Linked DNA regions of Homo sapiens: region 2 is linked to region 1. A link is an interaction called in ENCODE POLR2A ChIA-PET data of the cell type or tissue named here. Cell type or tissue: B cell. All regions are shown on one strand. Links, peaks and the distances in the headings refer to the core of each region. The heading gives the core; the rest is flanking DNA. Region 1 overlaps SNX25 (sorting nexin 25). Region 2 overlaps CCDC110 (coiled-coil domain containing 110).

The links. ChIA-PET counts read pairs that join two places held together with the same protein. Peaks named below come from ENCODE experiments on the same cell type or tissue, not always from the same donor. Only the 100,000 strongest peaks of a DNase experiment are listed, where the experiment ranks them.
Region 2: POLR2A ChIA-PET joins it to region 1 with 6 read pairs; 3 of 35 experiments call an interaction of 5 or more read pairs at or near these places.

The regions. Positions count from the first base shown.
Region 1 is chr4:185,217,143-185,222,527 of GRCh38, forward strand. All of the region lies in intron 1 of SNX25 (sorting nexin 25), which reads left to right. Among named protein-coding and RNA genes, the nearest start is that of SNX25, 10 kb to the left of the region's middle. In B cell, for the core only: no CTCF peak of the experiment used is centred there; a DNase peak (open chromatin) is centred at 2,619; H3K4me3 peaks cover 1,133 bases; H3K27ac peaks cover 4,398 bases.
Region 2 is chr4:185,452,786-185,458,170 of GRCh38, forward strand. It overlaps CCDC110 (coiled-coil domain containing 110), which reads right to left. Exons shown (of 7, transcript NM_152775.4): 6 at 5,341-5,385. Among named protein-coding and RNA genes, the nearest start is that of CCDC110, 16 kb to the right of the region's middle. RefSeq lists a silencer at 4,370-4,664. In B cell, for the core only: no CTCF peak of the experiment used is centred there; no DNase peak of the experiment used is centred there.

The DNA.
Region 1 (5,385 bases), core at 223-5,222:
AATACTGGCCGAGTGCAGTGGCTCACGCCTGTAATCCCAGCACTTTGGGAGGCCGAGCCAAGGTCGCACCACTGCACTCCAGCCTGGGTGATAGAGTGAGACTGTGTCTTGGGAAAAAAAAAAGAGAAATACTGTGTAGCTGCAATGATAAAAAGTGAGAGTTAATGAAGCTGTGTGAATGGAGACAACAGACAGTACATTCAAAAGTGAGTGAGACTTTTCTTTGATACAATTCTCATTATTTATCATTACAATAGGTTCAAGAATATTCTCAGGAGGGTCCTAACATTCCTTTTAAACAATAAATTCAACCCCAAACCAAAGGATCCCACAATATATAGCAGCAGATGTATCCTAGGAAAGTCTTCCAAGTTGAATGTTCTACTTGGCACCTTCTTAATTCTGGTCATTCCCAGGGGATTTATTTCTCACTCTTGAATCTTCAGCTGCTTTTGTTTTTGAAGCATACGATGTCACATTGGTAATGGTAATTGACTGTTGCCTTCCTAAAAATATCTTAGGCTTCGTTTCCCAACCATATCATTTTGGGGATAGGAAGTGCCCTAGATTCCTTAAAATGTAGGATTCTTTATAGTCAGAATGGTACACGTGGTTGTGCTAAAAAGGTGACGCAGCAAGTTTGGTGCCGAGCGTTCAGGACACAGAAAATGCACAGTGTCTGTGGAAGGCTGTTAGGACTGAAATAATTGCATACCACCTTGCCAGCATTTTTAACATTGCAACTGTACTTTTGAAGGAAAAAGATTGCAAACTCAGAACCTGTATTTTTATCCTTCACTGCTGTAGGTCACCTATGCCACCTAGGTTGCTTGGTTGAATGGGGATGACAGGTAGGTAGGCAGCCCTTCGCAGGGGCACTCCTGGATACCCTAAGGGCCGGGATTTAGGTCTAAGTCACACCCTGCTTTAGTCTAGGAGTGTGTGCTTCTATAGTTTTTTGAGGCGGAGTCTGGCTCTGTCACCCAGGCTGGAGTGCAGTGGCACAATCCTGGCTCACTGCAACCTCTGCCTCCCGGGTTCAAGTGATTCTCCTGCCTCAGCCTCCCAAGTAGCTGGGATTACAGGCGCCCGCCATCAAGCCTGGCTAATTTTTGTATTTTTAGTAGAGACGGGGTTTTGCCATGTTGGCCAGGCTGGTCTCGAACTCCTGACCTCAGGCGATCCGTGCCCCTTGGCCCCAGAAAGTTCTGGGATTACAGGCATGAGCCACCACTCCTGGCCTGCTTCTGTAGTTTTTGTAAGTATGGTGGAGCTTTCCAGAAATCCCAGCAGGTTTGCATGTATGTTGGTGGGCCTCTCAGCCCAGGTGCTGCTTTGGGAGAAGGCAGCTAGGTGTGTGAGGTATGCCTGCTTTGCCCCTGCAGCTAGCCAGCACTCAGCAGCCACTCTAGGCACTTGCCAGTCCTGGTATGTTTGTCAGCCCAGGGTTTCTAGGTATGAGTAGCCACAAGCTGGATGTAAAGAAAAATGAATATGGTAACTCCAAGTAAAATGCTTCTGAAGCAAAGAGGGGAGCAAGGAATTGTGCATCCTTAGGATAAGACACATAACTTGTTTATTAGGCTACTAGGATCTATTCAATAGACTTCCTATTTTAGTGTAGAATATACCTCTTGGAAAATTAGATAAATATTTTACAAATACTCATTGCTACAGTAACCTGAATTTCTGTAGTTCTCACCCACCTGTATATACGGGTGAGTTTACATAAATTAAACTAATTTTAAAGTTTTTTTTAATGAGGTTCTGATCTCATACAGAACCTCATCCTCTTGCAGTACTCCTACCTTCTTGCTCTGCCACCCCATCAGCATTTCTGGGAGCCCACAGACAGTGTCCCATGTATTTGGGGATAATCTCAACTTACATTCTTCCATTCCTGGTGCTTGCAAAGCACTGGAGAGAGGTCCCTGTGCTATGCCGCCACTGCCAGTCTGTGAGAAAGACGTTCCCTGTTGGGGTACTCCTGTCTCAGTCCTCCAGAGCTGAATGTCTGGAGGGCCTTGGTCCGTCTTTCGGGGTTTATCTAAGCCAAGGCCACATGTATGCTTTATAGAAGCTGGCAGGCTAGCCCTGTTTCTCTCACTTAGGCATGTTTTTAAAAAATGTTTTTGGGCTGGGTGCAGTGGCTCACACCTGTAATCTCAGAACTTTGGGAGGCTGAGGCAGGCGGATCACAAGGTCAGGAGATCAAGACCATCCTGACTAACATGGTGAAACCCTGTCTCTACTAAAAATACAAAAAATTAGCCAGGTGTGGTGGTGGGCGCCTGTAGTCCCAGCTACTCAGGAGGCTGAGGCAGGAGAATCGCTTGAACCCTGGAGGCGGAGGTTGCAGTGAGCCAAGATTGTGCCACTGCACTCCAGGCTGGGACGACAGAGCAAGACTCCATCTCAAAAAAACAAAAAAAGAAAAAAGAAAAAATGTTTTCTTCTTATGGAAGCTAAGGAACTTATGCCCCTCCTTGCATCTCCTGTGAAGGCAGCATCTTCTTTTTTCTTGTGGCTTCTCTCCATCTGGCTCAGACTGGCTGCTGGGATCAAGCCAGGACTTTCTCTAGTCCCCAACCTTGAGCTGCTACACATAAGCCACCTCCCACAAGGCCTCTTCCTCTTATGTAAATCAACTCATAAAAATATATACCCGAGGGCTGCTTGCAGGCTGCCAATTTGTTATACATGAAATTAACATCTTAACTGTTCCAGATATTTCCATGTGTTTTTCCTGAAGCAGAGTTGTTAATCTTTTTTTTTTTTTTCTGATTTTTTTCCATTTCACTGAACCTTTCTTTTTTTCTGAAACTGCAACCGCTAGATAGCTCAGAAAGTTGGATGTTTCCCAGATTTGCATTTGGGTCATTCTTGAGGTCTCATTCTTCATTCTGTTACTTTAGGGCAGTCTCAACTTTGGCCTCCTACAATAATCATCCCTGTCTATATTGAGGACTTAAGAGATTTATTCCTGAGGTTCAGATCTAGTTTTGGGCCTCAGACTTATTTATTCAACTGCTTAACTTGACATTTCCACCTGGCAGTCCCAGTGGTACCCGAAGCTTGAGTCTGTGACATCTTATGACCAGTGTCTGTCTCTGTTCCTCTTGTTTCTTTTTTTTTCTTTAAATTTTATTAGTATTATACTTTAAGTTTTAGGGTACTTGTGCACAATGTGCAGGTTTGTTACATATGTATACATGTGCCATGTTGGTGTGCTGCACCCATTAACTCGTCATTTAGCATTAGGTATATCTCCTAATGCTTGTTCCTCTTGTTTCTGTGTCAGTGAATAGCACCTCTGAAAGTCAGGTCCCACAACTGAGTCCCTTTTTTTTTTTTTTTTGAGATGGAGTCTCGCTCTGTCACCCAGGCTGGGGTGCAGTGTGCGATCGCGGCTTACTACAACCTCTGCCTGCCAGGTTCAAGCAATTCTCCTGCCTCAGCCTCCCAAGTAGCTGGGATAAGGGTGCCCACCACCACGCCTGGCTAAATTTTTGTATTTTTAGTAGAGACGGGGTTTCACCATGTTAGCCAGGATGGTCTCGATCTCCTGACCTTGTGATCCGCCCACCTCGGCCTCCCAAAGTGCTGGGATTACAGGCGTGAGCCACTGCGCCCGGCCTAACTGAGTCCTTCTTGACATCTTCTCCTTATACCCCATAGGCACTCCATCAAGTCCTGTCCTTTTACCTCTTTTGTTAATTTTATTTATTTATTTATTTTTGAGACAGGGTGTCACTCTGTTGCCTAGGCTGAAGTGCAGTGGCACAATCATGGCTCACCGCAGCATCAGCCTCCTGGGCTCTTGTGATCCTCCATGCCTCACTCCCCCGCCAATGGCTGGGACTACAGGTGGGTGCCACCACACCCAGCTAATTTTTTTTTTTTTTTCTGAGACAGGATCTGGCTCTGTTGCCCGGGCTGGAGTGCAGTGGCATGATCTTGGCTCACCGCAACCTCCACTTCCTGGGCTCAAGCCTTCCTCCCACTTCAGCCTCCCAAGTAGCTGGGTCTAAGGATGCATGCCACCGCACTCAACTAATTTTTGTATTTTTTGTAGAGACAGGGTTTCACCATGTTGCCCAGCCTGGTCTTGAACTCCTGAGCTCAAGCCATTAATCTGCTTTGGCCTCCCAAAGTGCTGGAATTACAGGTGTGAGCCACTGTGCCTGACCCGGGCTAATTAAAAAAGTTTTTTCTAGAGATGGAGTCTCTCTGTGTTGCCCACGCAGGTCTCAAACTCCTGGACTCAAGCCATCCTCCCACCGTGGCCTCCCAGAATGTTGGATTACAGGGGTGCCTGCCCTTATTTCTTGAGTATCTTGCATTCATCTACTTCTTTCAGTCTTTCCTGCTTGGTCTTAGCTACCGTCATGTCCCACCTAGATGACTGTAACAACCTTTCAATTGGTCTCTGCCTCCATGTTGGCTCCCTCTTCCATTGATTCTTTTGAAAATGCAAGCCTAATCAAATTCCTCTTCAGCAGCATGTTTGTTTAAAATCTTTCAGTAACTTCCTGCTCTTCCTAGCTCTCTAGCCTAATCTCCAGTCATAATTACCCTCACTCCTCATGCTCCACCCTCAGTCCTCATAGTGCCGGGCTTTTTCTGTCTGTAGGGACTTTATATATTGTTCTCCTGCCTTGAGCATGCTGCTGCCCCCTTTATCTAGTTAACTTCTCTTTCTTTATACCACAGTCATCAGTTTTGCAGGGAAGCTTTTCCTATCTTTCAACTTACATATTCTTATAGCACCATATACTTCTCCTTCACTGTAGATATATAGCACCATATACCCCTCCTTCACGGTAGGAATATAGCGCCATATACCCCTCCTTCATGGTAGATATATAGCACCATATATCCCTCGTTCACTGTAGGTATACAGCACCATATACCCCTCCTTCATGGTAGGTATATAGCGCCATATACCCCTCCTTCACGGTAGATATATAGCAGATATATAGCACCATATACCCCCCATTCACTGTAGGTATACAGCACCATATACCCCTCCTTCATGGTAGGTATTCAGCTCCATATAACCCTCCTTCATGGCAGGTATTCAGAGCCATATACCCCTCCTTCGCGGTAGGTATACAGCACCATATACCCCTCCTTCGCGGTAGGTATACAGCACCATATACTCCTCGTTCACTGTAGGTATACAGCACCATATAACCCTCCTTCATGGCAGGTATTCAGTGCCATATACCCCTCCCTCACGGTAGGTATACAGCGCCCTATACCCCTCCCTCTCGGTAGGTATTCAGCGCCCTATACCCCTCCCTCGCGGTAGGTATTCAGCACCCTATACCCCTCCCTCTCGGTAGGTTTACAGCGCCGTATACCCCTCCCTCGCGGTAGGTA
Region 2 (5,385 bases), core at 270-5,269, 240 kb after region 1:
TGGGGAAGCTGAGGCAGGAGAATTGCTTGAGCCTGTGAGGCGGAGGTTGCAGTGAGCCAAGACTGCACCACTGTACTCCAGCCTGGACGGCAGAGTGAGACTCAAAAAAAAAAAAAAAAAAAAAAAGCCAGGTTCAACCTATTACTATTATAGCTGTCTATACTAGAGCAAAATTAATTTCTTAAGACTCTTTCATTATCTGTCATTTGTATTATCTACCTGGAAGAATTATTATGAACACCAAATTTAAAATATTTTATAAGCTGTAAAATAAATAAAAAATATATATCGGTCTATTAAGGCTGGGTACAGTGGCCCATGCCTGTAGTACCAGCATTTTGGGAAGCCAAGGCAGGAGGATCACCAGGACCCAGGAGTTTGAGGCCAGACTGGGCCACATGGTGAGACCCTGTCTCTAAAAACAAACAAACTAAAACAAAACAAAACAAAACAAAAACAACCACTAGATCATTATCCATCAAATAATTTGTTGTAAATAAGTTGTAAGGTAATTTGTTAATTTGAATTTTCATCAGTTATAACTTAATTTTCCAAAAGTGAGTTAGTAGCATTATAGTAGCATTACATAACACTTATATAATGCGATGTGCCAGATACCATTCCATGTGCATTCCATATTAATATGTTTTCAATTATGAATCACTTAATCTACATCTAACAATGAAATGGAGTTAGAGAAAGATTAACTAATTTGTCCAAGTTAGCACAACTAGCAGTGGCAAAGCACACAGTCTTGCTTTTTTTTTTTTTTTTTTTCCCGAGACAGGGTCTTGCTCTGTCGCCTAGGCTGGAGTGCAGTGGTGCGATCATGGCTCACTGCAGCCTCAACCTCCCAGGCTCAAGCAATCCTGCCACAGCCTCCTAAGTAGCTGGGACCAGAGGCATATGCCACCACACCTGGCTAATTTTTCAAATTTTCTGTGGAGACAAGGTCTCCCTATGCTGCCCACACTCATCTCCAACTCCTAGGCTCAAACGATCCTCCCACCTCAGCCTTCTCGTTGCTATTTTTTTTTTTTTTTTTGAGACGGAGTTTCGCTCTTGTTGCACAGGCTGGAGTGCAATGGTGTGATCTCGGCTCACTGCAACCTCTGCCTCCTGGGTTCACGCGATTATCCTGCCTCAGTCTCCTGAGTAGCTGGGATTACAGGCGCCTGCCAACCAAGCCCAGCTAATTAATTTTGTATTTTTAGTAGAGATGGGGTTTCACCATGTTGGTCAGGCTGGTCTTGAACTCCTGACATCAGGTAATCCACCCGCCTCGGCCTCCCAAAGTGCTGGGATTACAGGCATGAGCCACCACGGCCAGCCTCTGGCTGCATTTAACAGTTACATTAGTCACTCTACAGCCTTTACCAAAATTAGAGAGCAGGGTAAGGTGGAGGTTAGTTACTTGTAGGAAATCAACTGTAGAACGCACGTTACTTTACAAGAAAAAAGACTTGAGAAGACCTGTTTCCAGTTTATTCCTCCTCACACCTTATCAAGGGGGCAGGCTATAAGCCTATGGGAGATAGCTAGAAAAACATATATTATCCTCCCTCCCCCAATATTATATATATTTCCAAAAATCTTCATAAAGCAATTTGAAATCATTACACTACTGTTAGAAAGTGACCTAAAATTGTCGGGCGTGGTGGCTCACGCCTGTAATCCCAGCACTTTGGGAGGCTGAGGCGGGAGGATCACTTAAGGTCAGGAGTTCGAGATCAGCCTGGCCAACATAGTGAAACCTCATCTCTACTAAAAATACAGAAATAAGCTGGGCATGGTGGCACATGCCTGTAGTCCCAGCTACTCAGGAGGCTGAAGCAGGAGAATCACTTGAACCTGGGAGGCGGAGGTTGCAGTGAGCTGAGATCAGGCCACTGCACTCCAGCCTGGGCCACAGAGCAAGACTCCATCTCAAAAAAATAAAAAAGAAAGAAAGTGACCTAAAATGTCATCTTGTCTAAGCTTTGCTGTTGTTGTTAACAGATGGGGTCTCATTCTGTCACCCAGGCTGGAGTGCAGTGGCACAATTATAGCTCACTGCAGCCTCAAACTCCTGGGGTCAAGCGATCCTCCTACCTCAGCCTCCTGAGTAGCTGGGACTACAGGTATGTACCACCCCACCCAGCTAATTTTGTCTAAACTTCTTGATACTTAAAACTCTTTATAATGTTCGTACAAGGTGAATGCCCAGCCTCTGCCTAATATTCTAGTGTAATGGCAGCCTGTTCATTCATCATTCACTTAACAGATGTTGAGTGTCTGCTATATTCCAGGCATGGTTCTGGACACTGGGATTCAGCAGTAAACAAAATAGACAAAGGTAGGTTAAAAGTAAAAGGATGCACCTAACTTTTTAGTTATATTGTTTGTTTTATATTGTCAATGTTTTTTTAACACTAACACTCTATTTTGTAACCATAATTCAAACAGTTCTTTAATCTTAATTTTGTATTTAAATGGATATAGTGCTCACCATTAGTTATTTTCTTAATACTTTAGTTCTTTGATTTATATTTGATTTTCAGGATTTAGTAATCCATTTTCATGGTATATATTTATTATTTAACTATTCAGAGTTTCTCCTACTGATTCATCATTACAAAATAAATATAAAAGGATGCAAAAAGATATACTATGCAAATACCAATCTAAAGACAACTAGAGGGGCTATATCAATATCAGAGACTTTAGAACAAGGAATACCCCTAGGGATAATGAAGGTTATTTCATAATAATAAAGGTATCAGTTTACCAACTGGACATAATAGTGCTAAATGTGTATGCATACATAAAAGAGCTTTGGCCAGGCGCGGTGGCTTATGCCTGTAATCCCAGCACTTTGGGAGGCCGAGGCAGGTGGATCACCTGAGGTCAGGAGTTTGACTGAGTCTGGCCAACATGGTGAAACCCCGTCTTTACTAAAAATACAAAAATTAGCCGGGCATGGTAGTAGGCGCCTGTAATCTCAGCTACTCGGGAGGCTGAGGCAGGAGAATTGCTGGAACCCAGGAGGTGGAGGTTGCAGTGAGCTGAGATTGTTCCATTGCACTCCAGCCCGGGCTGACAACAGTGAGACTCCATCTCAAAAAAAAAATATTAATAATAAAAATTAAAAGAGCTTTAAAACACACTAAACAAATTTATAGAATGAACAAATCAACTTCTCTGTTCCTCTATCAGTAACTGTTAGAACAAGCAGACACAAGATCAGTACAGATATAGATTTGCTCAAACCTGTCAACCACGTTTACTCAGTTGACATTTATAGAACACTCCAGTTCACCTGAAACATCAACCAAGACAGACCTTATTCTGGGCAATAAAACAAGTCTCAATAAATTAAAAAAGATTATGTTCTCTGATCAAAACAGAATTAAATTAGAAATCAATAAAAGAAAAATAACTGAAAATCTCCAAACATTTAGAAATCAAGCAACTCACTTCCAATCCATTGGGTCAAAGAATAAATCACAAGTGAAAAAGAAAGTATTTTGAACTGAATGAAAATGAAAACATACCAGACTCTGTGATGCTATTAATGCAGGTACGAAACTAGGGAAGGAGCCAAGTAGCACCAGACGACCCAAAGGAATGAAATTACTAAATAGGAACAGAAATCAATGGAAGAAAAAAACAAAGCAGCAAGAAAAATCAATGAAATAATAAGCTGATTTTTTGAAAAGAAAAATAAAATTGGTAAAACTCTAGCAAGAATAATAAAGAAAAAAGAATCCCCAAATTACCAATGTCAGAAATTAAAGAGGGGACATCGCTACAAGTCCTTTGAACGTTAAAATGCTAATAAGGAATATTATGAACAACTTTGTGACAATACATTTGAGAACTTACATGAAATGTACAAATTCCTCAGAACATACAAAATTGTCAACTCTAACTCAAGAAATAGAAAATCTGAGTAGTTCTATATTAATAGAAATCATTTAGCAATGTAAAACCTTCCCATTTAGAAAAATCCAGGCCCTCTGGTGAATATTTACATATTATATATTTTACAAATATGTATGAGTATTACATATTTAAATATTTAAGGAAGGAATAATATTAATAATACCAATCCTACACAAATTCAGAAAATAGAGGAGGGGAAACACTTCCCAACAGGATTTTCCTGATGCCAAAGCCAGACAAAGACATTACAAGAAAATAATACAGACCAACATCCTTCTGAATACAGAAGCAGAAATCCTTAACAAAATATTACCAAATTGAATCCAGGAATGTATATTAAAAGAATAATACAACATCACCCAGTGGAGTTTATCCCAGGAATTCAAGGTTAGTGTTTCAAAATTAACATAATTTACCATATTAACAGATTAAAGGAGAAAAACCAGGATCACCTCCAATAAATGTAGAAAAAGCTTTGGACAGAATTCAACAAGGAATATTTGAATAGCAGTCTTGGAAGACAGAGTGTCTCTGGAGCACAGAACAGGTGTGCTTGCAACCTTGGAAGCTAGAGATTGTGTTTCCTCTGGAGCCAGGGCAGGCATGTGTATTGTTTCCACCTACAGGAAAGGGCAGGCATCTTACTATCCGTTATAATACTCGGGTTTCTAAGCTCACTCTCTCCTGTAATGCAATCCACTGTGTGATCCTCTTTACACTGCCTGTAGAAACTGGGGCTTGGACAACCAATGCAAACATGCTGATTCCCTGGCTCCTGCTATTGTAACAAACTCTCCTTAATCTCTCGCTCAGGAGTCTTGTGACTTCCACTAGAACCCACAAAACTGTGGCAGGCTAAAATATGAGCTTACTAGTTGGGTAAAATCTCAGATTCGCCACCGTTCTTGACAGTATAAAATATATACTTAATTCCAATTTCTAATTTTAAAAACTAGTCTAATCAATTACCAGGTTAATGTAATCACATAATTTAAAATTATTTTGTGGGGGGAAAAAGTACTTGGACAAAGGTTTTGAAACATTGATTTTAGCAGTTTATTTATATATCTTGGATGGAAGCAAATGATACAGTTTACTTGGAATTCCTAGGGAAAAAAAAAAGAATTCTTTTAAGGTGGGAGTGCTACTTATACTTTAAAATAATAATTAACTCCCTCTTGCTCACTGCCAAACTTGGTTTGTACACATACAATGCACATAATATAAACAAAATAATATATATTTTATCTAGAAAAAATTCCTAAATAATTTCACTGTATAATAAATTGGATACAAATTTTACAAAACAAAATTGTATTCATTTTAAAGTTTCCTCCTTATTTCTGTACTCTGTAGTGCCCAATAGGCTAAAAGAATCTTAAACACATCTCTACTAATCTACCAGGACTTGCGTACCTTTCAAATCCGAAGCCAAAGGCCTACTCTGAGGACTAGAAGTAT